Linked DNA regions of Homo sapiens: regions 2, 3 and 4 are each linked to region 1. Evidence: read pairs that join two places in POLR2A ChIA-PET (ENCODE). Cell type or tissue: MCF 10A. All regions are shown on one strand. Each heading gives the region's core, and the rest is flanking DNA. Links, peaks and the distances in the headings are about the cores only.

Region 1 (8,309 bases), core at 1,827-6,826:
GCAGCCTCCGCCTCCCGGGTTCAAGCGATTCTTCTGCCTCACCCTCCCAAGTAGCTGGGATTACAGGCATGTGCCACCACGCCTGGCTAATTTTTGCATTTTTAATAGAGATGGGGTTTTGCCATGTTGGTCAGGCTGGTCTCGAACTTCTGACCTCAGGTGATCCACCAGCCTCGGCCTCCCAAAGTGCTGGGATTACAGGCATGAGCCACCACGCCCAGTTGCTAGTGTTTTGTAGTTAATGTAATAAGACAAAAAAGGAAATTCAATTTTAAACATTGGAAAGGAAGAGAAAAATATTTACAGTTTATGTGATTGTCTCACCAGAAAATCCAAGTAAATCAACTGAACAAAAGATTATAACTAATATCAGATTTTAGTGACGAGATGTAAACGTCAATAATGTTTCAGATATACTTGAAATAACCAAGTGGAAAATGTAATTTTTACAAAGTAGTACAGAGCAGCATCCAAGACACATTCTTGTTTACCCTGTAAAGTCCTTGGCCTGATCTAAGTGGAGACAATTAAATCTTGAGACGTCAATGCATCACTTACTCAGTAAGACAAGTGATTCTTTACTGGCATGTAAAACCATGTTAAATGTTATATGTAAATTTGTTTATACATTTAAAAGTCTTTCTCTTACCTTTACATGGAGGATTTTATCAATAGGTTTCCTCTGGAAATTATTAATCCATACTATACTTTTAATTCAGCCATTTGCCTGAATATAATAAAGCATGATGATAAAATGTTCACAAGATTATTGCCCGGATTTTTTTTTTTACATTCAACTAAGTTCATGCAGACTTCTGTTAGAAATTAAGATGCCTAGAAATCCACTTGTGGCTGCACAGCAGTGATTATAGCAGTGGAGATTTGAGAAAAATAAGTGATATTCAACCCTTTTATGAAGACCGCTGCCCCAATCAAGTTTTTGCTCTGGGATGGCCATATGAAGTCAGTACTGAATCTTGAGCAAATCGATTATATTCCATATAAAGTAGATGTAGATGGGATTGAAGAGGCAGGCAGATCCTATTGTCTTTTATAATTTATTCAATATTGGAATCAATTCCAAATCACTGCTTCTTAACTTCCTTTGATTGCCTTTAATCAAATGATTTCCACTTTGGCTGCATATAGGACCAACAGAATATCTAGAATGACAATTCTGTATCTGTGTGAGACCTAAGTCAAGGAAAGGTCACTCCAGTTGGCAGTTTTTGAATGGATTGGTTTCTCAAGTGATTCTTGACTCACTAATCTCATGACAGCCAATAGATTTAGACTGGCATTGGACTCAGTTTAATTGGTCTGAATGAATAAGGTATGAAGGTCATCCAAACTCAAACGAACCTGTGAAGAAACCTTTTTGCTCTGGGATGGCCATATGAAGTCAGTATTGATGTAGCTTAGGTTTTACAGCCTCACCAATATTTAGAATTGCTCTTTTGGGTGTTCAGACTCCAGGGTCGCTATGGAGAGGTAGAATCGGTAGATTCTAGTGCTTGCCTCTACAGTTTACCAGCCTTATAACCTCAAAAACTGCCTTTATTGTTTCTAAAACTCAGTTCCTAAAATGTTTAAATAGTGATAATAATACCTAGGTTGCCAGATATTCGGAATATTAAATATATCTCAGACCATAGAAATTTCGTAAACTATAATTTACATACATATATTTAGTGTGTATATATAATTTATAATAATTGCAAAGCATTACTTTTAGTAGGACTAGAATTTCCTGAACCTTCATATTTAGCTTCTTCTTTAGGAGAAAGTAGATGTCTTTTGTGCTTGAAATAAATGGTATCTGATCTCTAAGCCTGTTGAAAGGGCCTTTTCTTCTAAATTTGATGGCACTCTATTGGAACCATGTCTGCACTTCAGTATATAAGATACCTTATACATATATCTGCTACTTTCCTGAAAGTTCTTGAATATAATATTTCATTTATCTTTGCATTCTTCACAGTACCTTTGTGGTATGCCAGGTACACGGTAGATACCTAAATGGTTGAACAGTTGAATACACAAACAGGTGTTAACTTACTATATGTCTTATTTCCCATGGAAAGTTCTTCTCAAGGCACATATTATACAGAACAGTGTTATTTTTAGAATCACTCAGGCATTTTCATTTTACCTTTCATCCTCTACTTTTCTGTCTTCCTTTGTTATCGTGTTATACATACTTCTCCAGAGGTACCTGTGTAAAACTAATGCAAATTTTAATTGCTTTTGTTGGAGCTATATTGTTTTGCTAAGAAAGGGTCTAGCATAAGGTCTAGCACACTTGATTACTATCAGTGCAGCTTAAGCTACAGGTAGAACATTCTCATAGGGGCACATGCTGACAAGGAGAGCAAAACTTGCAGAGAAGGTGGGGAGTTCAGTTGTTCATCCAAGAACATATAAACGTATATCTAGAAAACCAACCTGCAAATTAAAGGAAGCACTCTAATTATTGTCCAGGGCAAGAAGTGGAGTGAGATGTAATGACTGAACGCAATGTAGAAAGCTGGCTAGCTGCCCAGAAAAGGAATTTATGACTGTGTGACCTCATTTTGCCTTTAGCAGAGTGTCACTTTTCTAATATCTACTTGAATGTTCCTCATGCCTTTGAAGACCATGTGTGAAATATCTGATAGGAGATATGTTGTGTGAATGCTGGGTTCATGGTCTTTGGTGGAAGCTGAAACATTTCACATCCGAGAACTCAACCAAGTCATGTCTCAGTTTATGAAAGCTGCTGAATCACACATCAGATTTTAAGCATTCAAAGCTCCCAGGGAGTGTATTGGCAAAGTGAAATCTGTAAGAACATTGTCATCATTAATGAACACTATGTTGGCATGGTTTACTTAGGTGGATACCAGTGTGTTCATTTTGCCAGGAATTCTCATCTATTGTTTTATAAGACCTTAAAGACTGATTTATAAAATAATTCTGAGACTTCTGGTACATTGACACCATTGGCAGTAGATCTGGTCCACTCTAAAGCAGGTGATGGAAAATTACCAGGTTCATATCTCTCTGGCGGTTGAAAAGAAACCAGGATGGCACCTAGTGACCAACCTTAGAGATATCCTTATAGAAATGCTTGTGGGCGGCTGGAGCGGAGCATGTGTCAGCTGTCGCCTTTGGCATTGTATTCTTCCAGATGCCTTATTTTCAGGTGGTTTTGCTTGGGAAAGTATCCATGAAGACCTGGAAAATTTGTTTCACTATTTCTTGTCAGAGTCTTCTTAGGAAAATGTGAAGGAAGAGAAAATGTAGGTCTGGGTCTCTCTGATCAGAGCAGCTCCACTCGCATGCCCTAATCACCTCCCTAAGGCCCTACCCCCAAATACCTTCATGTTGGGCATTAGGGTTCAACATCTGAATTTTGTAGGGGATACAGACATTCATCAGCTTAGGGTAGTGGTAGAAAGAAATCCCTCCTCCCAAATGGGACTTAGTTTTTACTAAGTAGGTATTATTTCCTTTTATTAAAATATATTCAGAAAGAGTTGAGTTTTGACATTATAAACAAGAAGTAGGATTCTCTTCCAAGTTGATACAACAATTTTATGTGTCCCCTTTAGCTAGACTGTTTGACTATTTAGTTTTTCATTCTCCATTTAAAAATAAAAAATTAGATATTTATCTACTATATAAAGAGATACAACATGAATACTTGTAAATCTTCTATTGTTTACAGACTAGGGAGAGTGATTAATACAGAAAAGCATTGTCAAACATGTTCCTCTGATGTCTGCCAGGATAACTTCTATGGAAGAGAATTAGCTTAAGCAGTGAGAGTAGGAATGTGGGTGAGGCGGGAGAGAGCTGTAATCGAGATGAAGCTGCCTGGGAGCTGCTCTGCTCCTCTACTAAAAAATCTACACAACCCCCAGTTTTCTACAGGAACCACCCCATGTCCTGTTCTGTTTTCCGGAAGTATTTGTGGGCCACCTTCTCTGTATTACAATTCTGACCTCTTGCCCCATTTCCTGGTAGGGCAAACCCAAGCCAAATCCAGTGGCCATTCAGCTAACTAGGCCAGTTTAGCCAGTATTCCCAGTTTTGTTGACATTGCAACACCACACTAGAGAGCTTTGTGTGTTGCTCTTTTCCATGGTCATGAAGCAGAAGGCAGGTGTGGAAGCTCCACAGGGTGGGACTTGTCCCTTTCTGATGACTCACTGGGTGTCACTCTTTGGGTGTATATTGTCAGTACCCCCTTGCTAAAAGGTTGTTTGTTTTCAGAGGCATAGCTCCTAGGGCTCTACTCATAAGATTGTGTTTAAACCCCTGGAAACATTTCAAGTGGGTAATTTTTAACATCTAAAAATCAATAGGATTGGGTGTGTCTGTTTCCTAGGCTGACTGTGCTGTGTTGTTTCTCAGTAGTAAGAAGCAGATTAGTGTGCGTCACATAGAAGCATTGGGTTTTGATTTAGAAGAGAAACTACACTTCCTTTTAGGTGTATGTTTACAATTCTGATAACTTAAAGGGTGGCTTGGGGTAAATATTTAATTTGCCTTCTTAGTACATAATAATCTTGTTGACAGTAAATATTTTCTGTCTGCTTTGTGTGTGTACACATACACACAGAAGAATATATGAAAAGATCATCACCAAAATGTCAGTGTTGGTTATCTGTAGGTAGTGAAATTTCAATTAATTTAAAAAGCAAAGCAATCCGATCCACCTTTAACCCTGTTTCTACATTTAACAGCTACTCAATGAAATGTCTCCATTCCTTACCTCTTACCTCTCATTTACTTCATAACCTCTCATTTACTTCATAACTCATTGTGGTCTGACTCTCTTTCTCATAACTTTACTGAAATAGCTTTAACTAAGGTCCTCAATGCATCCTGCTTTCTATATCTAGTGGCATTTCCCAGCCCTGACCTAGCTGGGCCTTTCTACTGCATTTAAGATTATCACTTGTGCCATTTTCCTTGGCATTCTGGACCTCAGGGCTACCAAGACATCACCACATGCACCTAGTTTTCCTCTGAGCTCTCCTGCCCTCGGTGCCACCCTCCTTGTGGTACTTGGTATCATCCAGAGTACCATCCTGGGCCCACTCCTTTCCCTCCTGGGATATGTCTGTAGGAGTGTCCAGCTCCACTCTCTATAGCCAGACTTACTACCCACCCTTAATCCCACTCTTCTTCCTGTATCCTGTTTGGTGGTATCCCTACCCAAGCCAGAAATCTGGGAGCCCTCCCACGACTTCATCCCCCACATCCTGTGATTAAAAATCCCACTGATTCTATCTTCTCTGCATATCAAATGTGACTTAAGAAGACAACAACATACTTCTGCTGCCCTAATACAAACTCTTTTCATTTTTCACTTATAGGGGCCTTTTAACTGCCTCCAGTTTTGTTCCCCTAAAATTAGATAAACCATCAGAGTATTTAAATCCTCGGTATTTAAAAACACAGTATTTAAAATCTATCCACCTCTAACTTTTGGCATAAATTCTTTTGTGGATCTCCAGACCAACAAGAGAAAGGCCAAGCTCCCCAGTATGACCAAGTAGGTGCTCCCTGGCCTGGGTCCTGCCAGTGGCTCTCTGCAGTGTTCAGTGTAGTTCCCTGCACATGCCATGTCACCTCCACGTCCTTCCTTTGGTCATGCTGTCCTCTCCACCTGGAAGATTGGGCTTCATCACCCGTCATCTAGGAAGCCTCTTCTGATGCTTCCTTGGCATTCCTATAATCCTCTCTTTCTGACACTAAATGTCCACATTTGTCATTGTTGTTTCCCCCAGTAGATCCTGAGCTCTTCGAGGTCATCTACAATTTCTTTTGTATCTCTAGTGCCTGTCAGAGGATCTGGCTTGCAATAAGACAGTAAGTTTTCAGACCAATGATGTGTCTATGTAGTTTGGATTGCTGATAGGAAATAGGCTGTATATATATAAAGATTGTAAACAGCAGGTAGTTTGAACATAATCTTAACGTTAGTATTAGCATCTATTACTGATCGCCAATAGGCTGTATATATATAAAAATTGTAAACAGCAGGTAGTTTGAACATAATCTTAATGTTAGTATTAGCATCTATTACTGATCGCCAATCTAAGTGGTGAAGATGAAGAGAATTGTGCTCAATCAGTTTGGAGGGGCACACGCCATATTGAAACTTCTCTTGTTTTATGCACCACACTATGTTTACTTTATGTTGGAATTTCAAATACACAAGGAGCATGAGAAAATTGGGAACCAAAGGAATATGATATATAAATTAAAGAATATTGACTTAAATAATTTAGCAAAACATGATTGTAAATATTGTGTGTTATGCCTATGGTAAAAATTCACCTTACGCTTTTTTTTTTTTTTTTTGAAACAGAGTTTTGCTCTGTTGCCAGGCTGGAGTGCGGTGATCTCAGTTCACTGCAACCTCCACTTCCTGGGTTCAAGTGATTCTCCTTTCTCAGCCTCCCAGGTAGCTGGGACTACAGGTGTGCGCCACCACGTCCAGCTAATTTTTTTATTTTTAGTAGAGACGGGGTTTCACTATGTTGGCCAGGATGGTCTCGATCTGACCTTGTGTTCCGCCGGCCTCGGCCCCCCAAAGTGCTGGGATTACAGGCGTGAGCCACCGCACCCGGCCCACCTTACGCTTTTTAAAGCATGTTGATATGAATGATGTAACCGCATTTACTTTAAAATTGCCATGAAGTAGCCCGCACCCTGCCAGTCAGTGGAAACTTTTTGTAATTTTCTTCGTGTACAACCTGTTTAAGAGTCTTGTCTCAGGTTCTTTCTGGTGATGCGTGTAGCAGCTTACAGCTCTAAGTGAAGGGTCACCTTGTTCATCCCCCAAACCTCACAGTTGAAGAAAATGAAGGACACATACACAGTTAGCAGTGGACCCAGGACTAGAGGCCAGGCCTCTGTGGTCATCTGCGCATTACTGTCTACATAATATGGACAAATCCATATCCAGAGGGAAAATGGCAGAATGATGATGATTGTGTCAGAGTGATGCTAAGAAGCCTAAGGGTATAGGTGGTTCTTTCTTTATTGACAAGATGCCCTGTGATGTGGTTTAGGGAATCAGGAAGAAATTAAAGAAATGTGCTTGAATGATACCTGACCTTCCCTCCCACCAAAAAAAGAATCCTTGATGTTTTCAACAAAAGTATTGTTATTAGCAACCATAAAATTGTCATTCTTTTATTTTAAAAGATTCTGGGGGTTGATACTGATCAGTCTGTAAATCCCTCCCTCCATCCATCTCCATATATTCTATCTGTTTATAAATCCCTCCCTCCACCCATCTCCATGTATCATACATATAGATAAAACATAACCATATAAAATGTACACATTTTTAACCTCCAACAAATGACATTACCAACAAAGTCTGTCTGTGCTGAAATTAGAAGGAAAGAGTTTCAGATTGGTAAAGTGACAGGCTTCAGAAATACTCTCTGACTAATTCCTAACTATCTCTGCTCAAAAACGTATAAAAATTATTTGACATATGCCGACATGAAGTAATTGGAATCATTGTCCAAATTCATGATGTGAAAAGCCTTTCCGCACCTTTCAAAGCAGCATATGGGCCCTGAAATGTGAATACACACTTGGAATTAGCTTTGCCTTTCACTCACTCACTCTCAGGATGTCTCTGATAACATGCACTTGTGCCAGAATGTAGTCATCTGTAGAACTTATGTGTGGGGAAGGCAATATGATAAAAGTAGCATTTGTATGCCACGACAGTTCAGATCTTCACTAGAAACAGTGGTATAGGTGTACTGTTGAGATCAAATACAGACTAATTGTTCACCTTCTAAATGGACAATTATTATATTTTATATTGAATTCACAAAGCAGATTTTTTTTTGGCTCACTATATTTAAACTGAAGTGCTAGGCATTACCTTTTGTTGGTTTAATTTTACTGGTGTTATTACCAGGAAACTAAGTTTCTCAGATTTCTGATCAAAACACAGAGCCTGTTTGTGAAAAGCCACATTCATGTTGCGTGTGTGAGAGAGAGAAAGAAAGAAAATATGTGAAAGAATGAGCTAGAAAAGTATGTAGGGCAAGGTTGTAGAGGGTCTCTATAGATGCATTTCATTCATTAAAATTAATAATTTTGCCACTTGGTACTTAGCAGTAGGGTCTGTGGACACTTTAATATATAAAAGATAGACTTCCTGCCATCTAGAGGTTATAAATAAGGCAGTTGAGCAGTGATTCAGAGTAGAAAAAGGAGACTAGTGTTTTTACCAACTGAAGAAATCTTGAACCCTCTCTTTTAATTCTACTAGGCAGAATTTT
Region 2 (8,309 bases), core at 1,515-6,514, 55 kb after region 1:
GAAATATGGTTAGATTTGAATTTTAAGCAATGGTGTAGGGATGGTTTCCTGGGGTGGAAATCTAGAGGCAAGACAATCAACTAGGAAAACTGGCCAAAGTGAGAGATGCTGTGGTTGGGAATATGTGGTAGCAGTGGAGACAGAAAGGATTTGATCAATGTAAGAAAAAGAATGGAGTTGAAGTTGACAGTAATTGAATGTGAGAGATTAGGGAAAAGAAAGTGTCAAGGATGACCATCCTTTCTGACTTTTATGGTCGCTTGATTCAGGAAGTAAAAAGATGATTTTAGTTTTGCATATTTTGATATTGAGATTTTTGTGGGAGAGCCATTGGAGAAGCCATTGGATAGGCTGATGTGGAATTTAGGAGAGATCCTGCTAGAGAGAAAGGTTGATGTATTGTCAACTTACATAGGTGGTCCTTGGAGCCAGGATGATAGAGGAGTTCCCCCAGGAGGGCTAAGAGAGTGAGGAAAGAAGCGGAATGAGAGGAAGACGGCCATGCACAGAACTCAGAATGTCATTAAAAGGGTCGATATTTTTGCACAGACTGAGAAAAGAGCATGAGCAAAGGCAAAGGAGAAAGAGTGAGTACTGGTTGCACAGATGGTGGGGAAATGTTTGCATAAGCTAAGTGGAGCAGATCATGGAGGGACTTAAATAAAAGCCGAGGCAGAGGAGTCTGGGCTTGGTGGTTAGAGATTAAAGAGCTATTATATGTTTATTTATTCATTTATTCTACAAGTGTTTATGGAACACTTAGGTTCTTGAGTGAGATGGATTTGTTTTAGGTTGTATTTTAAGGTGAATAATGTGATAATGGAAGGGCAGAGATGGAAACGGGCTTAAAATCTGAAGCAGTAATACCATTACAAAGTGATGAGAATCAAAACCAGAATAGTAGCAGTGAGTGCTCTGGACTAAGAGATTTCAAGGAAAGAAGTGCCGAGATTTCATAATGTATTAGCAACCATGTTCAATCTAAGACCTTTCTAGGTTCCATCATGTTTATGATAAATTTGTCCCAGAAAACTTCTGGTAATTCTGAAGAAGCAATTAACCAGTGAGATACAATGAAAAATGCAGTCTTCCCATTTTCAAAAAACAGGGAAACCAGTTTGCATGGTGTGAAATGGTTTGGCTGCTTAGAACATAGATCCCAGAATGGTTGAGTTTTGAATTCTGGGCCTAGTTAAGTTCAAGAATGGAGTTTCAGAATTGGAAGTAATGGTCTGACCACTTGCTTTATAAAATCTCAGATGGAGAAATAAATAGAAATAACCACAGATTATCTATGGTGCAGTTCATTATTTTTGATTGATGCCTTCTTTTCTTTGGTTTTAATTCCAATTCTCTGTGGTTGTATGTTTTGAGACTTTGTATTGAGACTTGTTCCTTACCCCTCCTTTCCCCCAACTCCACTTCCACTTCCTCCGCCATGAAAAAATAGTAATTTTAGGAACTAACTTCAAGTAATGTAGGGAATCAGATTTTAAAATAGGGAATGCCATGTTGTAGAATTTCAAGTTTTTGTTTTTATCATTAAGACTATGATTAAGATCAGCAGAAATTTCAAAGATTGGGAATAAGAAAATGAACAGAAAAGCCACATAATATGAAACATAGATTACTTATAAAAATAATTATGTCCTTTATAATAAGAAGAACACAATTACAATCCCAATGGAATGCTATTTTTCACCTGTTGGACTGGCAATGATAATTTTTCAGTTTGGTAATGAACTATTAGGAAAAGCATGAGGAAACGCATCGTTGTAAGAATGTAAGTGGACACAGACCTCTTAGTTTGACAATATGTATCAAGAATAAAAATGCATTTACCCTTTGGCTCAGCAATTCCTCATTTAGGCATTTTCCCACCAATGTACTTGGACTAAGTACTCAAAGCCTTCAGGACAAGCATATTTAACTTCAACATCACTGGGGCTGCAAAAGATTGGAATAAATGTGGGTGTCTATCAATAGCAGACTGGTTAAATTAGTTATGGTATATGCATGGGATGAAATAATGTGCAGTTCTTTTAAAGAATGAGACAGATTTTTATGCAGTGATGGAATAACTGTACAGAATGCAACCATTTGTTTTGAAAAGCGTAGCATTATGTGTGTATACTATATCAGATACTGCCTCTGGACAGATGTACAAGAGACTATATAGCAGCTGCTTCAGCAAGAAGATCTGAGGGTAAGATTGGGAGGGAGACTTACTTTTTCACCCTACACCCTCTAGTAGTACTATTTGGATTTTTTGGCATGTACATACGTTAGGCAGTCTTTAAAAGTCTTCCACCTTACTCAGGGAAACAAGTGAGGTAGCATTCACTGTTGATGAAGGATTTAGTTAAATGAGGTTTCATACACTTAGTGGAGGTGAACATTTATACAAAGGTTAAAAAGGCAATATATATTGGTTGGTGCCATACAAAATGAAGTGCTGCATATCTTTTATGGGGCAATCCTACTTTTACATTTTCATCCCACAGAAACTCTAGCTTACATGCATACATAAGATTAAAATACAAGAGTGTGTTTGAACTTTGGTATTGTTTTGTAAGTCCACATTCCTACCCAGGTTTATTTACTTATTGAAAAATGGCAACTGGCTACTTGTTTCTGTCACTTGAGAATTGCTGATCTCTTCACATTTGGATATGGGCCAGTGGTTTGAAGGGCCAGTTATTTGAGCCATTTTTAATGCATTTCATTTGTACAGTTGACTTGGAACCATCTAAGTTTGTCTGTGGCCTGTCTCTGAAAAAGGTAAGAGAAGAAAAGTTCATTCATTCACTATTTAGTAAGCACCTGCTTTATGCCATGTGTGGTATGATGCTGGAGGTACCACACTGAATCACAGACCTGGACCCTCCCCTTCATGGCATTTTCAACATTCTAGGCTTCCTTTTCCTTAATCTTTTTCCTCACATTAGCCATTTTTAGGTTTCTTTGGTGTTCTGGTCCCATTTCTGTTGCTCTTGCTTTCTTTTCTACTTTAACATTTTGGGCTGGTTTCAGCAACATTTTTCTGCTCCCAGTCATGGAGGAGATGACAACAGAATGTTGCTCACTTGAGTTGTGGGTCCACAGATGGACACTGTGGGCCTCAGCTGTCATTCCATTTCTTTTTATTTGATACACAAAGTAGACTGCCATGCTGAAGGGATGGCAGACAGTAAAACTACAGCTGCAAAAGAGGGCCCACCGCAGGTCATGCTGACTGCCACTGGTGATGGCGAACAGTGAGGCACACATCATGCGGAGCTGCATCTTCATCGGTGGCACTAACCCTAACTTCCCAACCAGAAGCAAACTGGACAGACCTGAATTTGACCACCTCTAAGTCTGCCTTTTATTTCTTCATATCTCGGCATTGTTGCTGTCTTCTTAATTAGCAAAATTTGTTTCCACTTTTCATTTCTGACAAGTGACCTTTCCCTGTAAGTAAAGGAGAGTGAAGTTTAGTCCCTTCAGCCCCATACAGATGATCGAAACTTAGATGAAGGAAGGATTTGGAGCATCTTAGCTGATGTGTTATCCATTCTGAAATAACTCACTGTGGCTATCTTGAGGGGCACACACAAAATGGATATTTTCTAGATGACGGTTATTTCATAATGTCAGTTATGAAATACAGTTTTAGAAATACATCATGAAATATAGCTTCCATCTTTGCTTTTTAAATATTACCATAAATTTATTTAAACCATAATCAGCGAGCATGTCATTGGTGTTGAATTTGTTCCTGGAACTTTCAGGGGCCTGCAGATGGAACAGCTCTTACAATGGAGACATTTTATGAAATCATCAAAGCTCCTGAAAGACAATGCAGCTTCCTCCCTTTCAAGAACAGAGTTTGACAGTAACATCTCAGAACAGATGTTTCAACAATCTCCAAATGTTTTTATTTGGTGGCACAAAGACTCTGTTATTCGTGAAATGGTCTTAAAAAATTAGTTCCTCCATGTGGGGATTGTGGGAATATGTGTCATGTAAATTGATTTCACTTTTGGCAGGAAACTGGCTCTTAACTCTTTAGATTGTCTCCAAGATTTGACTCCAACAAGTTCCGATTTCCAGGACACAGCAATCACAGAGGAGGTAGTAATACTCAGCATTTTTCCCAGAGTACTTAACGTTGGCTAATCTGAGAATGTTACATTCTTTAAAAAAAAAAAAAAAAAGCAACAGCGAAATAAAAGTTCATAGAAATTTTATCTTGCAAAACACAGTGAGAAAATGTAGGCCTTCATGTTTGCTGGTTATTTACATTATTCTTTTAATATAAGTCCACTTCTACAGCTTTTACTTGTTGATATTAGACTCCTGTTTGAAGGCAAAACTGCCATTCAAAGACAAACATGAGCAACTTAGAATGTGATTTCAGGTACCTTACAAGAGACTCTGGTATGACTGTTCAGTGGTATGCAATAAAAGGACGAGTCACTTTCTTTTCTTTGCTTTGCTTTTTTTTTTTTTTTTTTTGTGACAGAGCGCTCTCACTGGAATGCAGTGATGCAATCTCAGCTCACTGCAACCTATGCCTCCTGGGTTCAAGCAATTCTTCTGCCTCAGCCTCCCAAGTAGCTGGGATCACAAGCATGTGCCACCACTCTAGGCTGATTTTTGTATTTTTAGTAGAAACGAGGTTTCACCATGTTGGCCAGGTTGGTCTTAAACTCCTGGCCTTCAGTGATCTGTCCACTTCGGCCTGCCAAAGTGCTGGGATTACAGGCGTGAGCCACCGCGCCTGGCCCATTCTCACTTCTAATGTCTTGTCTTGCCACTGCCCTGACCTATACTTTCCACTCCTTCCAGCAGGACAGAAGTCAGCACACTGTGGCCTGTTTTCGTAAATAAAGTTTTCTGGAGCACAGCTGCTCTTATTCACTTGTGTGTTGTCTATGGCTGATTTTGTTGCCCTACATGGCCAGAGTTGAGTAGATGTGAATAGAGACTGTTTAGCTCATGAAACCTAAAATATTTACAGAACAAGTTTGCCAACTCCTGCAATAGGAAGTTGCATGTGTATTGTGACCTAGTGTTTAAACATTACATTAAGAAAATATTTTATAGGTTTTAGCTATTTCTATTTTAAAGACATTTGTGGGGCGCAAGAAATGCAAAGTAGGGCTGCATACGGTGGCTCACACCTGTAATCCCAGCACACTTTGGGAGGCTGAGGTGGGCAGATTGCTTAGGCTCACAAGTTTGAGACTATCCTGAGCAACATGGCAAAACCTCATCTCTACAAAAAAATACAACAATTAGCTGGGTGTGGTGGCATGCACCTGTAGTCCCAGCTACTTGGGAGGCTGAGGTAAGAGGATGGCTTGAGTCTGGGGAGCCAGTGAGCCAAGAAGGTACCACTGCACTCCAGCCTGGGCAATAGAGCCAGACCTTGTCTCAAAAATAAAGAAATGTAAGGTAGTATTTGGTTTTCAATAATTTAACATCACAAGAGAAAGTTTAAAATATAATATGTGTACACAAATATGTAAATTAAAATCTTCCAGGATGATCTGAAAACACTATGGAAAAGAGAAGAGAGAAATTAACTGACAATTGGGTATTCACTAAACAATTGAAAGAACGAATGAAAGGAATCTATTAATCTGATATACTATGTGCATAAATGTTAACAGTTGTAGCATTTGGCCATATTTAGCTGTTAGTTTTTTTCCTTGTTCTCTTATCTGTGTGTGTTAATCATTCTCAGTAGAATTTCTTATACATGCTCCCATGTATATGTGATTCTGAAGTCTTCCTGTCCAATAGGATGACAAAACACAGATGACTATGCAGCTTAATATGGACCCTATGACCATACCAAAAGTGATTATTCATTTGTTCTGTATGCCAAAATATGTTTGAGGCTACTGATAGTACAAGATCACAGACGCAATAGAAAAATAATTAAAAAACAAGAACCCAAGTTGGGAGACAAGGGGATAAAGGTGGTTATATTAAGAAACCAAGACTCTGTTATTTAGGCCAAAATATCAGCAATCATGGCAAACAAGGCAAAAAGGAAAATAGGAATTACAAAGCTCTTCTTATTTCATCAGAAGAAACATTCTTCTTTTTCAGGAAATACATCTTTTTCCCTAAGAGGATTGTATCATGTAATCTTTATTTAACGACTTGAACAGTACCTGCAATCACAGTTTTAAGGGAATGCAGAGATATTCTAGACCTGCACCAACTGTCCAGTATGACAGCCAGTAGCCACATGGAGCTGTTGAGCATTTGAAATGTGGCTAGTCTGAACTGAGATGATCCCTAAGTGTAAAACATACACCAGATTTGAAAGACTTAATGCAAAAGTATATATATATATATCTACTTTTATATATATTTTTATATATATCTACTTTTTTATATATTTTATATATATCTACTTTTATATATATTTATATATATACTTTTATATATATTTTTTTATATATACTTTATATATATTTATATAATACATCATTAGTGATGTTTAATTGAATTTAGATGTATTGGTTTAAATAAAATATGTTATTTAAATTTTACCTCTTCTCTTTAAATGTGGCTACTAGAAAATATGTAATTGCACATGTGGCTTGTTATATTTCTGCTAGATAGCACTATAGTGTATCTATATCTGCTAGATAGTCTATAGTATAATGTTTGATATATTAGGGTGCAGTGATGCATCCTTGGCCTGTGAGTACATTTCTGAAGGGACAGAATGAAATTTATTATAGGCATGACGCTTTCAGGTAACCTCTTACCTCAGAGATTGAGCATCTGTAGACTACTCAATGAGTGTTTGGCATACATATGAATCCCTGCATCTTGAGAACATTTTTCTAAAATACTCATCATAAAATTACAATAAATTAAACTTATTAAATACTATTGAAAAGATACCATTTGCAGGTTTTCATGAAAGTATACCTGGCTTAATGATAGCTTGAAATGTGTTCATATTCCAAATCTATAATTTCTTAATCAAAAAAATTGGCAGGGCGCGGTGGCTCACACCTGTAATCCCAGCACTTTGGGAGGCTGAGGCAGGTGGATCACGAGGTCAGGAGTTTGAGACCAGCCTGACCAACATGGTGAAACCCTGCCTCTACTAAAAATACAAAAATTAGCCAGGCATGGTGGTGCATGCCTGTAATCCCAGCTACTCAGGAGGCTGAGGCAGGAGAATGGCTTGAACCTAGGAGGCGGAGGTTGCAGTGAGCTGAGATCGCAGCATTGCACTCCAGCCTGGGAGACAGAGCGAGACTCCGTCTCAAAAAAAAAAAAACAACAACAAAAAGTGACCCAAGAAATGACAATCTGTATGCATCTTGAGAAGAGGAATAGAAGCTAGGAGTTGTTGAATGGTCACTTGTGCTGAATACTTTGGATGCGTCATATCATTTAATCCTCATGGCGGCCCTTGAAGTGTCCCCATTTTACAGGTGAGGAAACAAGACTCAAGTGGATTTGTAACTTGCCAGCACCACAAAACTTGAAAGTGGCAGAGTCTGCATTTAAATTAGGCATCTGTCTAACTTAGACTAATCATGTAAGAATGGAAAAACAGTTAAATCCATTATGAAATGGTATGCAGACATGGGTGTCATTGCATGGAGAATTGCTCAGCTCAGTGGGCAAGGGCACGGTATAAAACTGTAGAACACCATAATTGTTAAGAATTTGTGCATGGACCAGGTAGGAATAGAGACAAATGAAAAGTTTAACTTGTGATAGAATTTGTTTAAATAAGTGTTATTTTGAAATTGCCTTATTTAAAAAAAAAAAAAACTTTTTTTGTCAAAAAGTATGTACTGTAACATATTCATACTGTATATTCAAATGTATTATTCATACCCCTACATATTTCTATGTGGTATATGAGCTGTTCTTTCATGTCTAGGTTCATCCTCTGTATTGTCCTTATCACCTACCTCTTAACTCCTGAAAACTCCTCCCTCATGGTCCCTCACCAGCAAAACCTCTATATCCTTAAAGCCTTCTTTGAAATTACTTTTATCTTGTTAAGCCCAAACTTGGATATTCCCTGAGAGAAGCCCTTTCAGGTGGCAGCTCTATTTTTTGCCCCAAAGTAGAGGAGTATAAGTGGTCTCTTTATTCTTCCTCATCACCTTTACCATTCCACTTCGCAATTCCCTAAAAACTCTTTGCTTTAAACCGCTTGTCCACCAGGCTTTAAACCTCTTGTTCATCAGACTGTATCACCCACTACCCCATCGTTGTCAGTTACCTACCAAGCCTAGGATTCTGTCCTCATTGTGACATAATTTTAGTTC
Region 3 (8,309 bases), core at 1,029-6,028, 83 kb after region 1:
CATTATATGGTCAAAGTGTATTAGTCCATTCTCAAACTCCTATAAAGAACTGTTCAAGATTGGGTAATTTATAAAGCAAACAGATTTAATTGACTCACAGTTCTGCATGGCTGGGGAGGCCTCTGGAAACTTGCCCTCATGGAGAAAGGCACCTCTTCACAGGGCGACAGGAGAGAGAATGAGTGCCCAGCAATGTGGGAAGCCCCTTATAAAACCATGATATCTCGTGAGAACTCACTATCACGAGAACAGCTTGGGGGAAACCATCCCCATGATTCAATTATCTTCACCTGGTCCCGTCCTTGACAAGTGGGGATTATTACAATTCCAGGTGAGATTTGGTTGGGGTCACAGCCAAACCATATCAGACAGCATTCCAAAGGTACTTGGATTTTCTCTTTCCCCAGAATGGTTATTTTGTTGATTTAAAAAACAGTTGGATTTTGCATTTGTTTCCATTTGCATTCAGTTTTAAAATAACTTACATTAACAAGAAAAAAACAACCCCATCAAAAAGTGGGTGAAGGATATGAACAAACACTTCTCAAAAGAAGACATTTATGCAGCCAACAAACATATGAAAAAAAAAATCATCATCACTGGTCATTAGAGAAATGCAAATCAAAACCACAATGAGATACCATCTCATGCCAGTTAGAATGGCAGTCATTTAAAAATCAGGAAACAACAGATGCTGGAAAGGATGTGGAGAAATAGGAATGCTTTTACACTGTTGGTAGGAGTGTAAATTAGTTCAACCATTGTGGAAGACAGTGTGGTGATTCCTCAAGGATCTAGAACCAGAAATACCATTTGACCCAGCAATCCCATTACTGGGTATATACCCAAAGGATTATAAATCATTCTGCTATAAAGACAGATGCACATGTATATTTATTGCAGCACTGTTCACAATAGCAGAGACTTGGAGCCAACTCAAATGCCCATCAATGATAGACTGGATAAAGAAAATGTGGCAGATATATACCATGGAATACTATGCAGCCATAAAAAAGGATGAGTTCGTGTCCTTTGCAGAGACATGGATGAAGCTGGAAACTATCATTCTCAGCAAATTAACGCAGGAACAGAAAACCAAACACTGCATGTTCTGACTCATAAGTGGGAGTTAACAATGAGATCACATGGACACTGGGGGAACATCACACACCGGGGCCTGTTGGGGGGTGGGGGGCTAAGGGAGAGAAGATAGCATTAGGAGAAATACCTAATGTAAATGATGGTTTGATGGGTACTGCAAACCACCATGGCACTTGTATACCTACGTAATAAACCTGAACGTTCTGCACACATATCCCAGAACTTATAATAAAAAAAAAATTCTTGTTGACCTAATTTTTAAAATATGTAGCACATTAGTATACATCCTTGCAGTCAAAACTCTGTGGCAAGGTATACTCAGAAAGGTATCATTTCCTCCCTTGTCCCTAGCTCCAGTAAGTAACCAGTTTCATTGTTTTCTGTTTTTCCTTGTGCATGTTTTTGGTTTTTTTTTTTTTTTTTGGTAACAAAAATAAAAAGAAAATGTATATACTAATTTTTCCTTTCTTCTTAAACAAAAAAAAAGTATACTGTATAAACTTTTTTTGCACTTTATTTTTTTTTATTTAACAATATATTCTTGAAAGTCATTTCATATGCATTCCTTGGATTCATTATTCTCATTGTCTTTTGCATAGTACCAGGAAGTGTGTGTACCGTAGTTTATTCAGTCAGCCTCCTATATTTAAGCATTTAGATGAGTTCCAATATTTTGCAAAGACAAATAATGCTGCAGTGAATAACCTTATACATGTGTACTTTCATATTGTTGGAGGAATGTCTTCAGGGTAAATTCCTAGATGTAGGATTGCTGGATGGAGGGATAAATGCATATGTTATTTGACTTGATATTGCCAAATTCCCTGCCACACGGGTTGTATCATGCTGTATTCTCACCAGCTATGGACAAGGATGCTTTTTACCCCATAGCCTTACCAACTGAGTGTGATGTCAAGCTTCTGAATTTTTAATCAATATGTTAGGTAAGAAGTGGTATCTTAGTATAATTTTAATTGGCATTTCTCTTAGAGGAAAGAAGTTGAACATCTTTTCATAGGTTTGAAAGCCATTGTACATCTTGTTAGTTAATTGATTTTTCATGTATTTTGCCTATTTTTCTTTTTTTTTTTTTTTTTTCAGACAGTCTGTCTCTGTCACCCAGGCTGCAATGCAGTGGCACAATCTTGGCTCATTGCAACCTCTGCCTCCCGGGTTCAAGCGATTCTCCTGCCTCAGCCTCCAAAGTACCTGGGACTACAGTCACGTGCCACCATGCCCAGCTAATTTTTTTGTGTTTTTAATAGAGACAGGTTTCACCATGTCAGCCAGGATGGTCTCAGGTCCTTACTTTTAAAAAGCTGCTTGTATATTAGAGATATTAGCTCTTTATCTGTGATATGTTTTGCAGATATCTTCAGTCTGTCATTTGACTTTTGACTTTATTTCTCTTGTTTTCTGCCATCCACATACTTTTTGAGTCAGAATAAACACAAGTCAGGGCTTTTGTTATCAGATCTGAAAATATAAGATGAAGACACAAAAACAATATAGTTACAGTGGGAAAATAGAAAGGTCGCTAAGATAAATGGCCTGAAAATAAATGCAAATATAGGTATATATTTGAATGTATTTTATGAACTTAGTATATAATACTTTATATATTTTTAATTTATGATATAAAAGTATATAATATTAGTATACAGTAAAAGTGACACTGCAAATTAGTGATGAAAGGGATGACTCTTTAGGAAGTGCACTCAACACTCAGTTAACTTACACACACACACAAAAAAAAACCTACCTTAAATAAGCCACCAGAGTAAATACAGTTACATTCCCTGTTGGGCTAGTGGTTAGGATTCAAAAAATAGAGATACATAGCAAAGTATTAAAAGAAAACACTGGTAATTATACCAGCGTTTCTCAACCTCAGCACCACTGATATTTTTGCACTGGCTAATTCTTTGCTGTGGGGAGCTGTCCTGGGCATTATAGCATATTGAGCAGCTTCCCTGGCCTCTACCCACTAGATGCAAACAGCAGCTTCCCCAGTCATGGCAATCAAAGCTGTCTCCAAACATTGCCCCCTAGTGGGTATAGTCACCCCTGGTTCAGAATCATGAATCTATATCATCTCAGCTAGAAGCATAGCACCCAAGAATGAAATCACAAAGGAAAATTTTGAAAATATTGACTACATTTTAAAAAAAACAACTTTAATAGTTAAGCTATAAAATTGCAATTCAAACAACAAATGGAAGAATACATAGCACAAATGACATTTTCATTTACACAAAAAGTAATCAGTAAGAGATCTAAATAATTAGATAAATACTGAAAAATGAATATACCAATAAATATATTTAAAATATATTCAGCATGCATGCTTTACCTCTCATGCTGGTAAGCATGAAATAAACTTCAGTGTGAGTGTAGGGAGACATAATTTCATAAAGTGATAAAAGTATAAATAAGTATAACATTGATGAAAACACAGTGGGCAGTGCATATTAGACCTTTCAAATATATGCATATTAGCCAGGTGTGGTGGCTCACACCTGTAGTCTCAGATACTTGGGAGGGTTAGGTGGGAGGATTCCTTAAGCTTGGGAGGTCAAGGCTGCAGTGAGCTGTGATCATGCTGCTGCACTCCAGCCTGGGCAGCAAGATCCTGTCTTCAAAAACAAAACAAAACAAAACAAAAAAACAAATATATGCGTAGCTTTTGTCCCTGCAGTTTTTCTAGTACTTTATCCTAAGGAAATAATTGAGCTGTAAAAAAGTTCATTGCAGTACTATTTATAATTGCTAGACATTGGAAAAATCCATCTATATTTTTATTTTACAGTAAGGAACTAGTCAAATAATGCACATTCATACAAAATGGAATACATTAGGTTAGTATTACTATTGATGAAGGATATGCCCGGGGGAAATGGATACAGTTAGAAACTCAGGTAACAGAATTGTGTATATATGTATCTATTTGTATCTCTGAGATAGATGGATCAATTCTGTTTCTTTTTTCTATTTATATTTGACAGATTATCTTTAGTGATAAGATAGTATAGAAGTTCTTCATTTTTATATTTGTATTTTTAATATTTCTTCCAATTAAATAATGGATGTATAATTTTTTAAAAAATTGAGAAATACCACATTTTTAAGTTCTTTTTCTCAATTTCAAATTTTAAAAATTTAATAAAATTTTAAAAAGTAAAAAATTAAAATTTAAATAATAAAAAACAAGGAATTTTCTACATCAGCATTCATGAAAACATTTATAACTGCAAAAGAAAAAATGACAATATCCCTGTTAGTATCCATATGATAGATTACTCTGCATATATAGAGAAAAGAGATGTTTATAAGATTCTAAACTAATATCATCTTGAACAAATAGTAGTTATTGTTAATCACGTAAGTATAATAAAAGAAATGAGGTGTCTAAATTTAGTATTAAAGAAAAGCGCAGCATTTTCCTCTGTGTGTGTATTTGTGTGTGTCTTAATAGGAAGTTCTTTGCGTGAATAGATCAAAGGAAATGAACGTAAAATGTGATTTATTATATTGTAGGTTGCTTCAGGTGAATGCAATGAAGACACTGAAGTTTACAACATCACCCTGTGTACTGGGGATGAACTCACTCTAATGGGGCAGGCAGAAATCCTTTATGCAAAGACATTCAAGGAAAAGTCACGACTCAACACAATCTTCAAAAAGATTGGGAAGCTCAATTCCATCAGCAAGCTGGGAAAAGGCAAAATGCCGTGCCTCATTTGTATGAATCACCGGACCAACGAAAGCATTAGCCTTCCATTCCAGTGCAAGGGCAGATTTAGCACCCGAAGTCCCCTGGAACTTCAGATGCAAGAGGGCGAACACACCATCCGCAACATTGTGGAGAAAACCAGGCTTCCTGTGAATGTGACTGTGCCAAGCCCTCCACCGAGAAACCCATACGACCTCCACTTCATCCGTGAGGGGCACCGCTATAAGTTTGTGAACATCCAGACCAAGACGGTGGTGGTTTGCTGTGTGCTGCGGAACAACAAGATCCTCCCCATGCACTTTCCTTTGCACTTGACTGTCCCCAAGTTCAGCCTCCCAGAACACCTGGTGAAGGGAGAGAGCTGGCCCGAAACCCTGGTCCATCACTGGCTAGGTATCTGCCAAGAACAGTTCGACATCGATGAGTATTCACGGGCTGTCCGTGATGTGAAAACCGACTGGAATGAAGAATGCAAGAGCCCCAAGAAGGGTCGGTGCTCTGGCCACAACCACGTGCCCAATTCGCTCAGCTACGCCCGCGATGAGCTCACCCAGTCCTTCCACCGACTCTCGGTCTGTGTGTATGGCAACAATCTCCATGGCAACAGTGAGGTGAACCTTCATGGTTGCAGGGACCTGGGGGGAGATTGGGCTCCCTTTCCTCATGACATCCTGCCCTATCAGGACTCTGGAGATAGTGGGAGCGACTACCTTTTCCCAGAAGCTAGTGAAGAATCAGCAGGCATCCCGGGAAAGTCAGAACTTCCCTACGAAGAGCTGTGGCTGGAGGAAGGCAAGCCCAGCCATCAGCCTCTCACTCGCTCTCTGAGCGAGAAGAACAGATGTGATCAGTTTAGAGGTTCTGTCCGATCCAAATGTGCGACTTCTCCTCTTCCCATCCCTGGGACTCTGGGAGCAGCAGTGAAGTCTTCAGATACTGCCCTACCTCCACCTCCAGTGCCTCCCAAATCTGAAGCCGTAAGTCATTTCTGTTTTTGAATGCGGTGCCAGTCTTTCTGTCTCTCTGCTCAGTCATCCACTAATTTATTTTCTTAAAACTCCCCAACTGAAGATTGCAGAGTGAGCAAATTTGTTTAGTTTGGAGTGAGATACACATGCTAGCTTGATTATTTTGACCATTTAGGAATTAGAGTTTTACTCTATGTCTGATGAGAACCTCTTGGAGAGTTTTTAACAGGAGAGTTTTAAACATGACTTTTGCTGCTGCCCGGAGAATGGATAATAGGGAGGAGAGAGTAGAAGGTGGGAAGCAGAGAAGAGGCGACTGCATTAAGGTAGGTGCGAGGTGGTAAGGCCCTAAACCGTGGCAGCTGGTAGTGGCTGGCAGAGAGAGACGGCTGCTTCAGACTGTTTCATAGGTAAACCCAACAATATTTACTTGTGAGTTGGATGTCAGGCATGAAGAAAAGAGAGCAATCAAAGAAAACTCCTAGATTTTTAGCCTGGGCAACAGAATGGATATTAGTGTCATTTACTGTGATGGGGAAGACTGAAGGAGGAGTAAATTTATTTGGTGGTGGGAGGGGAAGCAGAGGAAAATCAAGAGGCAGTAGCCTCACTTATAACTCTTTCCTATATCCCTGAAGTTACACTGAGATCAAAGCATAGCGGATGTGCTAATGTATTATACACACACACACACACACACACACACACACACACACACTCCAGAACCAGGTGCCAGGGTAGTTCTATTTAACACCTTAAACATAACTCATTCAGAGCTTGATTCTAATGTAAAACTAAAATTTTGGTACAGTTCTGTTTAGAACAAGAGAAAGGGCCCTCTATTTTGACCATGTTCTTCAATTGGCAGCCACTCTGAACCTTTGCTACTCATTTTTGATCACTGAATTTCATTATCCCTGAGGGAGAAAGGGCTAGAGGTATTAAGTGTAATTCTATTAATTTATTTGACAGTATCTATTACAGTGGCTTTCTTTTTTCTATCTCTAGAAGAATCCTTTTTAAAAGAATTACATGAATCCCAATATATAGAAGAGTTCAAATCAAAACCTACCTGACCAAAGCACAGATTGTGGGGAAGGGGTCTTCCTTGGGTCCCTGCCCACTCTTTGCCCCTACCGGGTGATCTTAGGACACCTTTCTGGAACCCTGGGGCTATGCAGAACCGGGTTTTTAAAAACTATGGAATTACTAGGCTAGATGCTAGAAATACAATCATCAAGAAAACCTGGACTCTATCCCCTCGTACGTCTCAGTTTTACAGGGAAGGTAACAGATGAAAAGCAATGACTGTTAATACAAGTTAAAAGGTGATAAACAATAGGAAAACAAGAGAGAGATAATGTGTGGAGAATTCAGAAGAGACAGAGAAACTTCTAGTCGCGGGATGAATGAGAGGAGCCTCCATGGAGATTATGACATTTTAAATGAGTTTAGAAAATGTACCTGAATTGGAAGAGTAGAGAGATGAGAAAGAAGGACATTCCGGACAGAGCAGCATGAGCAACGAGCTGGAAGCTGGGGCAGCTTTAAGCATGTAAGAGGGAAAACAAGAAGTTCTGTGGGGCAGTTGAATAGGGCTGGATAGGGTGCAGGAAGGGCAGTGGTGGCTGAAAGGCTGGTGCCAGGGCATGGACAGCCCTGGGTGTCAGGCAGCAGTTTGTGCCAGGCTCCACGCTTAGCTGTCCATAAAGAGCCCTCATTGCTGCAGAGCTTTCCTGAGAGAGGACCCACCTCTGGCCCTCTGTTGCAGGGCTTGAGAGCTCCCCAGCAGCTACAGGTCTGGACTTGCCCTTGATCCTTACAGGATCCTCTGGGGACCATCAGGCACAAGCCCAGAGATCCCTGTATTCACTAAATATCATGGACTATTTGGGGAACTTAATGGTGGAGCCGGGGTCCTTGGCCCTTGGGTTTATGTCAGCAATTCCCTAAGAATGTTCATCAAAAGCCGGGTAAAAAGTAAGGGGGCGGGCCAGGCGCAGTGGCTCACACCTGTAATCCCAGCACTTTGGGAGGCCGAGGTGGGTGGATCATGAGGTCAGGAGATCGAGACCATCCTGGCTAACACGGTGAAACCCTGTCTCTACTAAAAATACAACAAATTAGCTGGGCGTGGTGGCGGGCGCCTGTAGTCCCAGCTACTCGGGAGGCTGACGCAGGAGAATGGCATGAACCCAGGAGGTGGAGCTTGCAGTGAGCCGAGATCCCGCCACTGCACTCCAGCCTGGGCGACAGAGCGAGACTGTCTCAAAAAAAAAAAAAAAAAGTAAGGGGGCACCCCTCCAAACAAGTACTCCTGGAACTTGAGGGATGTCTTAATTCAGCTATGTATTTCATGTTACTTGAAGGTTGGGGCTCTGACCTTCAATAGAAACATGACTGCATGAGCTTTTCCTATTGAACTTAGGTCCTACCTGGCACACAGTGGGGACTCATGTTTGCTGATTGACTTACAGACTCATCTGAGATGGTCACACCCAGGGTCA
Region 4 (8,309 bases), core at 1,467-6,466, 64 kb after region 1:
TGCCCATTCTTATTATTTCTGGTTTCTCTCTCTTCCCAGGCTGCCTTCAATCCAGTTCTGCCAAGCTTTTAGCCCAGCTCTTCTGCTGCCCTTGTTGAAGTCCTCAATTAAATACAAGTTGCTGAATCCTACAGTTTTCAGCCCTCATTTCACTGTCCTGTAAGCAGCATTTGACACCCACTCACCATTCATGAGAGGAATCAGATCACCTGGCTTCTTGGATGCATCCCTCTTGGTTTTCCTCTCACTCCCCTGGCCGGTCCTTCTCAGTCTCCCAGGACTCAAACCTTAGACCTCTTCTCTGTTCACACTCAGGCCCATGGTCATCATCATCAAAATGTCATGGCTTCAAATAACATCTGTTAGCCGATGACTGCCAGATTTATTCTTTCCAGCCAGACTTCTCTCCTGACCTCCACACTTCGGTGTCTAAGAACTTTTTGAACATCTCTGTTTGCGTGTCCAATAGACATCTCAGACTTACCTGTCCAGACTGAACTCCTGATCCTCCCTTCACCCTCCAAAGCTGTCCTGTCTCAGTCAATGTCAGCTCTGTTCAGAGTTGTTCAGGCCAGGGTCCTCACACTTTAACCACTTCCCAGCCCCTGCCATGTCATACCTGAATTATTGTAGGAGCCTTCTACCTGGTGTCACTTGCCTCTGTGCCTTGCACCTTTATGGTCTTCTCAACATGCCAGCTAGAGGGATCCTTCTGTAGCATTGGTTAGATCACCAGCTCTCCGCTCAAATCCCCATTCCACTCAGGTGAAGAGTGCAACTCCTTAAAAGGCATATACAGTCTGACCACCTGCTACTGCTCTAACTTTCTTTCCCCTCTTCCCTTATCCCACTCCAGCCATAGTGGCAGCATGCCAGGCAGGCAGCCCACCCACCTGAGAGTCTTTGGGCAGACTGTTGCCTAGTCTTAGAATTCCGAGACCTCTAACTGCAACTACCAAGCACGACCCTCCCTCACCTACACCAAAGGTCACCATCTCAGCAATACTGATTGGTCTCCCTGCACTCTCCATCCCCCACACCCTGCCCTAAATTTAATAGCATTTCTCACCTTCTACCATGGTATACTCTTACTCATGTATTATAGTATCCATCTCCTGCTGGAATGTAAGCTTTGGAAGAACAGAGATTTGTGTTAATTCCATTAATTGATGGATCTCCAGCATCTAGAATAATGTCTCCACCTAGTAGATGCTAAAAAATTGTGTTGAGAATATGAATGAAAGTTTTCCTATTTCTGCCTGAGAGATTTTCCCATGATAGCTTTTAATTCCTTTTAAGTTTCTGGAGTATTATATTATAGCCAGGATTCAGAAAATAACTACTAAGAAACACTGTATCCCTGATATGATTGCATATGGTCTTTTATTCCAAACTGAAAACAGTTCTTCTCAAATGTTGTAGCAGGGTCACAGATACTGAAAATGTAAACAACAACATGATAGATCCTTGATATTTTAGGAATATGTTCAAAGTTCTTCATAAATCCTGTAAATTGTGGAGACCATGATATGGCCTACTCGCATGAATTTCATATATAGCAGTAAAAGGAAAGAAAGGAGCCACATGGAGCTCTGGAGGCTGAGTGGCCGGCAGGCTCAGTGGTTGAGAGGAAGCTCACCAGACAGCTGTCTGCTGCTGCTCCATGCTTCTGCCTCAGCAGCATCACACATTACAGCAGCTCATGAGCCCTAGACATTACCTGCATATTGTTCTAACCAGGAATATGAGTTATGTGAAAGCCAGGAATCCATTATATCATTTTGTTCTATTTGCAAAAAAAAAAAATTTAATACTAATTTTTAAAAGTTAGCTCTCCCAGGCTTCTAAGACTCGGTTCTAGAATGTAAATGTGTGGTTCGTACAACAACTGATGGGCAAGGTAACTTCAATGTTTAACTTACTGTTAAAAACAACCATTTATAGCAAAGTGAGTTTTCACTTTGAGATCAAACAGCAAGTAAGCATTCATTCAGTTTGATTTTGGACATCTGGGAATAAACTCTCAATGTAAACAAAAAGAATGCAGTTTATTTTCATTTTTAAGCTGATTTTAAAATCTATCTATCTTCTAGTTTAATGGAACCTCCCATAATGCCTTTTTAAAAAGATTAATGATGAACAGGAATCTTTGACAAAAAAAGGGCTGGGGTAAAGAGAGAGGATGTTGTTGCCATGGTAACAGCAGTCCAGCATAAACATCTTAGATCTCTTCTGTTTATCCTGTGTTTTAGGGCAATTCAAGCTGCTGGAACAAGACCGAGATATAAAGGAGCCAGTGCAATATTTCAACAGTGTGGAGGAGGTGGCTAAGGCATTTCCTGAACGCGTGTACGTCATGGAGGATATCACATTCAACGTGAAGGTAGTAGCTCTTGAAGCACCAAATATTTATACTCACTAAAGATAATTTAACTTTCAAGTCTGGATGTACACAGTAAGTGTTCATCTGTGTCTCCTAGGAGGGTTTTATCTTCTAATAGTTAGTGGCAGTAGCCAAAACCACATATATTGTAGCTGACCTGACTCCCTGACTGCTTCTGTATTTATTAGCATTATCTTTTGTTAGAATTTAAAACTGATATCTGAGTTCAAAACTGTAGCTGTTGAGGCATATAAGTGATATTTTTTAAAATTTGGACTTCATTTTCTAATATGTAACAGTTGTTTAGCCAGATCTCCACTTCTGGGAGCAAAAGGGATATGATGAAACTAAATAATACCAAACACTTATTTAAAAAGAAAGAAAGAGAGGAAAAATACAAAGATAGAATAGGTTTCTAAGCATTTCTTGAAGTCAGCATGTATTCATTCCATTCTTTGTGGACTATCTATTTCACTATATATAGAGAAAACTGATATTGCCCAGAGAAAAGCTATATAGTGTTTGTTGTGCTCTATTTGTTCTGCATTCTTTTTTTTTTTTTTTTTTTTTTTTTTTTGAGACTGAGTCTTGCTCTGTCACCCAGGCTGGAGTACAGTGGCGCGATCTCGGCTCACTGCAAGCTTCGCCTCCCTGGTTCATGCCATTCTCCTGCTTCAGTCTCCCCAGCAGCTGGGGCTATAGGCACACACCGCCACGCCCAGCTATTTTTTTTGTATTTTTAGTAGAGATGGGGTTTCACCGTGTTAGCCAGGATGGTCTCAAGCTCCTGACCTCGTGATCTGCCCACCTTGGCCTCCCAAAGTGCTGGGATTACAGGTGTGAGCCACCGTGTCTGGCCTTGTTCTGCATTCTTAAAGGGACAGTGCAGTCCTTGTCCAGATGTTGACCGAGGTCCTTTGACTAGACTTGCTGTTGAAGAGGGACTGACCAGAGAAGCAAGCCACCAACCAGGCCCATCGTATTGCCTGCAAATCTTCCACATTTTCTCCAGCAATACTCATAATTACACTAAAACACTTTAGAAAGTGTTCACATTGAAGGGGTTTTCTCTTTAATGTCATTTCAGCCCAAAGTCCACCTAAATCACATTTTCCAAACATTTCAAGATTTAGGGGGTCAAGATTCCTGTTTCTTAGAAATCCACTCTATGTGAAAAACAGACTACATGGTGTCTTGGCCCAAGAATGCAGCAGTGTCTTTGTGGATGAGTCATTCCACCCACACTCTTCAGGAAAGGGAGGAGATGCCTAGGACAGCCCCTTATTGGAGAAACGGTTCTGCCCATTTCATTGTCTAAGCTAAGTCATTTCTTCTTCCAGTTCCAAAATACAGCTGCTTTGGTCTACGCTCTTTAGTTTTATTATTAAGATGAGTGATATTTTATATTTTGTAAAATCTTTACTAAGTAAATTATGCTTACATACAAAAATATTTATCGTTTTTAACTTTTTCAGTGGCCCTAATACATGAGCAGTCAAGACAGCTTGCATTTGTTTACAGTGAAAACTTGTGCAAACATGTTCATTTTTAAACATACCTAGACTCATTGGTCAGAAGTTAAATCCTATTCCATTAGTGTTTTGATATGACTTAAATCTCTCCCTAAAACTTATATTTAGAATTCTCTAAATGAAAAAAAAATAAGTTTTTTTTAGAAAGTTAGTAGTTTTAAACTCCTTTCTAGAAAAATATTTCATTTGCTAATAAAGAAATCAAATGTAAATTTTTAAGTGATTTTTAAAGATTTTCTCTAGTATTAAAATGTAACATTCCATCTTTTGCCACATATTGCTCATGTATACTATTTTTTTAAATGCCTCTAGCAGCTTTTCTTGGTGAATTTGTAGTAAGTCAGAATGACTGAGAGGATAACACTTAAATTTATACATTTTAGAGTTCTTTTTTTAATATAGAATACCATGACTGAATGTATTCATTAAAATGTGTTTAATAGAGAATATCATTTAAGAGTTCAAAGGCTCAGTTAAGTGTGTGAAGTATGAGCTTATAGCATCCATAAAACTAATTGGATTTGGGTTGAGTTCTGTGCTGTGCAAACATAAATATTTAATATTTCTAGTCTGTTACTTATGGAGTTTTAAGGTGCCATCACCTCTAGCTTGCATGAATCATTAAAACATTATTCAATTCTGTTCAAAGAAGGATTGTTATAGGAACCTCAGGAAATTTACATAAAGAAATACACAAAAGGTTTTGTGCTTAGTGATAAACACACAAGTAAATAAATAAACTAAGGATAGTCATAGAAAAGTTTGTCTGGATACCACCTGGACCAGTAATAAAGGCTGGAAGTCATGGTCTTCTTCAATTAAAAATAGACTGGATTAAGCCAGGGCACAGTGGCTCACACCTGTAATCCCAGCACTTTGGGAGGCTGAGGCAGGTGGATCACCTGAGGTCAGGAGTTCAAGACCAGCCTGACCAACTTGGTGAAACCCCATCTCTACTAAAAATACAAAAATTAGTTGGGCTGGTGGCACACACCTCTAATCCCAGCTACTCGGTGGGGCTGAGACAGGAGAATTGCTTGAACCCAGGAGGCAGAGGTTGCGGTGAGCCGAGATCACGCCATTGCACTCCAGCCTTAGCGACAGAGTGAGACTTCATCTTAAAAAGAAAACAAAAAGTCTGGATTATTGTGTCTGTGTGAGAACTAAGAACTAGCAGGGGAGGAGTTAAAGAAATGGGATTTTGGTTATTCTCATGGAGAAGGTGGGAAAAAATTAAAAACAATACTCTTTACTCATAAATGTAGCTATTATCCAAGAAGCAGTTTTTAAAAGAAAGATTTCAAACCTTCTTAGAAGATTTCACCCTCTCTCTTCTACTTCAGATACAGCGTAAATTAAACCAAAAGGATAAACCACTGAGAAAAGCACTTGCAGTTAAAAATTGATAGTTACCTGGCATCATGATAATCAAGACATTATTATTAGAAATAAATATACATATGTATCCTGATATATTTATTTACAAGTCCAAACTGAAATTAATCTTAATAAGAATGTAAAATAAAGCAAAAGTATTAGAAAAAGGGGAACTCTAGTTCTGGGTTTCTTCACAAACTGTAGCAAAATTTTAACTTCAAATTTTAAATTTAATGGCTAGTACTAGTACTATTTATACATTTGTTGAAAAATGAAACATTCTTTTTAATTTGGAACTAAAATTTGTCTTTAAAAGATACCTTGATGTGTTTAAAACTATCTGCCTGATTGGCCCCATCGATTAACTGCGTGAAATGAATTCATATGCATTAAGTGTTTAATTCTTTAACCAGCAAATATATTTTGAGCACTTACTATATGCCCAGCACTACTGCAGGCACTGGGGGTAAATAGTAAATATGCAAGTCCCTCACTGCATGGAGATTACAGTATAGTAGGGGAGGTAGACAAGAAATACATAAACAAGTATCAGTACTACCTCCAAGTAGAGATATCAAGAATCAGTTGGATCTACAGGTTGGGAGCTTAGAGAATAGTCTAGGCTCAGAGTATCTAGTTGGGGCTCATCATCTTCTGGAAGACGTTTGAAGCCATGGGTCTAGTTGAGTTTACCTGTACCAGTGATTCTCAACCAGGAGTGACTTTGTCCCTCAGGGGACACTGGCAGTGTCTGTACACAGTTTTGATTGTCATGACTGTGGGGTGGAGGATGTTACTGTCATTTAGTGGGTGGGGGGGGTTGCTGCTAAACATTCTGTGATGCACAGGACAGGCTCCCATAACAAAGGATTGTCCAACCCAAAATGTCAGTAGTGCCAAGGTTGAGAGGCATTAACCTAGAGACAAGATTAAAAGGAGAAGAGCTCTGAGGACTGAGCCCTGGAGTACCCCAGCATTTAGGGGTCTAGAAGAGAAGACTGGATAGGATAGCAGTGAGGTAGAAGGACAGCCAGGAGCATATGGTGTCCCAGAAGCCAAGATTCAAGAAGGAATGAGCAACTGTGTCAAATGCTACTTAGTAATTGAATTAGATGAGGACTGAGAACTAACCATGAAATTTAGCAAAATGTGAAGGTCATGAGTGGCCTTGATAGGAAGCAAATAATAATCAGCTCTGAGACTGGAAAGTGAGTTAACCAGGACAGTACAGTAGGGTGGTCCTAGAGTTTAGTCAAGGTAAGTTTCAAGTGAGATTACTCAGCACTACCCTTTCTTCCAGCCATTTTCGGCTCCCTCGATGCAGGTATAGAGTAGACCAAGAGAGCTGAGTTTAATGAGAGTTGAGGTTCTCCCAGTGAGTATAGCAGAGATCAGCAAAGGTGTTGATGGAATGTGCCCTAGAGTGAGTGACAGGTCACACTGAGCCATGGAATCCTCACTGGGGGCTGGGTGCAGTGGCTCATGCATGTAATCCCAGCACTTTGGGAGGCCAAAGCGGGTGGATCACTTGAGGTCAGGAGTTCGAGACCTGCCTGGCCAATGTGGCGAAACCCCGTCTGTACTAAAAATATAAAAATTAGTTGGGCATGGGGGTGCATGCCTGTAATCCCAGCTACTTGGGAGGCTGAGGCAGGAGAATTACTTGAACTTGGGAGGCAGAGGTTCCAGTGAGCCAAGATCGCGCCACTGTACTCCAGCCTGGGTGACAGAATGAGACTCCATCTCAAAAAACAACAACAAAAAAGAAGAATCCCTACTGGCTAACCAAGCGTGAATAGAAGTGTAGCCCCAATGAGAACTGGACTTATGAGATAGATATGTTTGAGAAAATGAGATGCAAAATAGGAGGTGGTGGTAGAGTGTAAAACTCTTGAAATTTAACTTTAGGCAGTAAGATCGGTAATGACAGGAGTAGCTTTATTTTCTGATCTAAGTATGTCCATTTGAGTGAGCAGCTGGGGTGGTAGAAACAGAAAGTGGGAGATGAGAGAGTACAGAAAATAAAAGGATATGTGGGCAGGTTACCTCTCACTGATGATTTGCATATATCTCTTCTAATCCCTGCAAAGCTAAAGGAATTCCATGTTTTGGGAATAGCAGTCACCTGTCTCTTTCACTTTTTTTTTCTTTATCCATCTGGTTTTTAGTTTTCAGGGTAAGAATGTTGTTTTCGTTTACTTGTTTTCCTGCATATTTGTGGGGTTTTTTTTTAACTGTAATAGGCTTTTTCTCTCTTAATTATCTCTCTTAGTTTTTTCATCAACCATGTTTCTTCTCATGTTTGCTTCCAAAGTCAGAAGATGTCCTCTTTCTGAGTTGGCCATTCCAACTGAAGGCCCATACCCCTCCTTTTAAAAATAAAAACAGCTGCACTAACAATTTTCAAGCCATATATTTTTCTTCAAGCAGGCCACCACGATCTACAGAGTGAGTTGGACTGTAGAGTGGCTCAGGCTCTGAACTCAGGGGTGAGTTCAGAACCCTGCCCCAGGCATTGACTCTGACCATGGGCGGGTCACAAGACCTGAGCCCACAGTGTCTTTACCTACAAAATGGAGGTGATACTACCCACCTCATAGATTTGTCATCAGAATTAAGTAAAGTAATACACTCAAGTACTTTGCAAGTGTCTAGTAAGGAGGCGGGCAAGCTGCCTGTTTTTGTAAATAAAGTTTTATTGGAACAAAGCCATGTCTATGTGTTTATGTATTATCTATGGCTGCTTTCATGCCAACAGCACAATTAAGTAGTTGTAGCAGAAACTATATAGCCCATAGAGCCTAAAATTATTACCATCTTGACCTGTAAGATAAGGTTTGCAAATCCTTGGTTCAGAACATAGAATCATAAAAAATTAAGTTTCACATTTAAAAAAATTCCCACCACAGATTAAGATTATTTCACTTACTCTTTCTTTTTCTTTTATTTTTTATTTTATGTTATTTTATTTTTTTTTGAGACAGAGTCTCGCTCTGTCACCCAGGCTGGAGTGCAAT

The links. ChIA-PET counts read pairs that join two places held together with the same protein. Peaks named below come from ENCODE experiments on the same cell type or tissue, not always from the same donor. Only the 100,000 strongest peaks of a DNase experiment are listed, where the experiment ranks them.
Region 2: POLR2A ChIA-PET joins it to region 1 with 18 read pairs; 4 of 35 experiments call an interaction of 5 or more read pairs at or near these places.
Region 3: POLR2A ChIA-PET joins it to region 1 with 15 read pairs; 3 of 35 experiments call an interaction of 5 or more read pairs at or near these places.
Region 4: POLR2A ChIA-PET joins it to region 1 with 11 read pairs; 3 of 35 experiments call an interaction of 5 or more read pairs at or near these places.

Annotation. Positions count from the first base shown.
Region 1 is chr18:32,368,470-32,376,778 of GRCh38, reverse strand. All of the region lies in intron 2 of GAREM1 (GRB2 associated regulator of MAPK1 subtype 1), which reads left to right. Among named protein-coding and RNA genes, the nearest start is that of GAREM1, 98 kb to the left of the region's middle. RefSeq lists an enhancer at 3,919-4,213. In MCF 10A, for the core only: no CTCF peak of the experiment used is centred there; DNase peaks (open chromatin) are centred at 2,538 and 4,088.
Region 2 is chr18:32,313,585-32,321,893 of GRCh38, reverse strand. The region is part of intron 2 of GAREM1 (GRB2 associated regulator of MAPK1 subtype 1); the gene reads left to right. Among named protein-coding and RNA genes, the nearest start is that of MEP1B, 130 kb to the right of the region's middle. In MCF 10A, for the core only: no CTCF peak of the experiment used is centred there; a DNase peak (open chromatin) is centred at 4,463.
Region 3 is chr18:32,284,533-32,292,841 of GRCh38, reverse strand. It overlaps GAREM1 (GRB2 associated regulator of MAPK1 subtype 1), which reads left to right. Exons shown (of 6, transcript NM_001242409.2): 4 at 4,639-5,811. Among named protein-coding and RNA genes, the nearest start is that of MEP1B, 99 kb to the right of the region's middle. In MCF 10A, for the core only: a CTCF peak has its summit at 3,138 (motif pointing left); a DNase peak (open chromatin) is centred at 3,121.
Region 4 is chr18:32,304,267-32,312,575 of GRCh38, reverse strand. GAREM1 (GRB2 associated regulator of MAPK1 subtype 1) reads left to right here. Exons shown (of 6, transcript NM_001242409.2): 3 at 2,253-2,383. Among named protein-coding and RNA genes, the nearest start is that of MEP1B, 120 kb to the right of the region's middle. In MCF 10A, for the core only: no CTCF peak of the experiment used is centred there; a DNase peak (open chromatin) is centred at 3,635.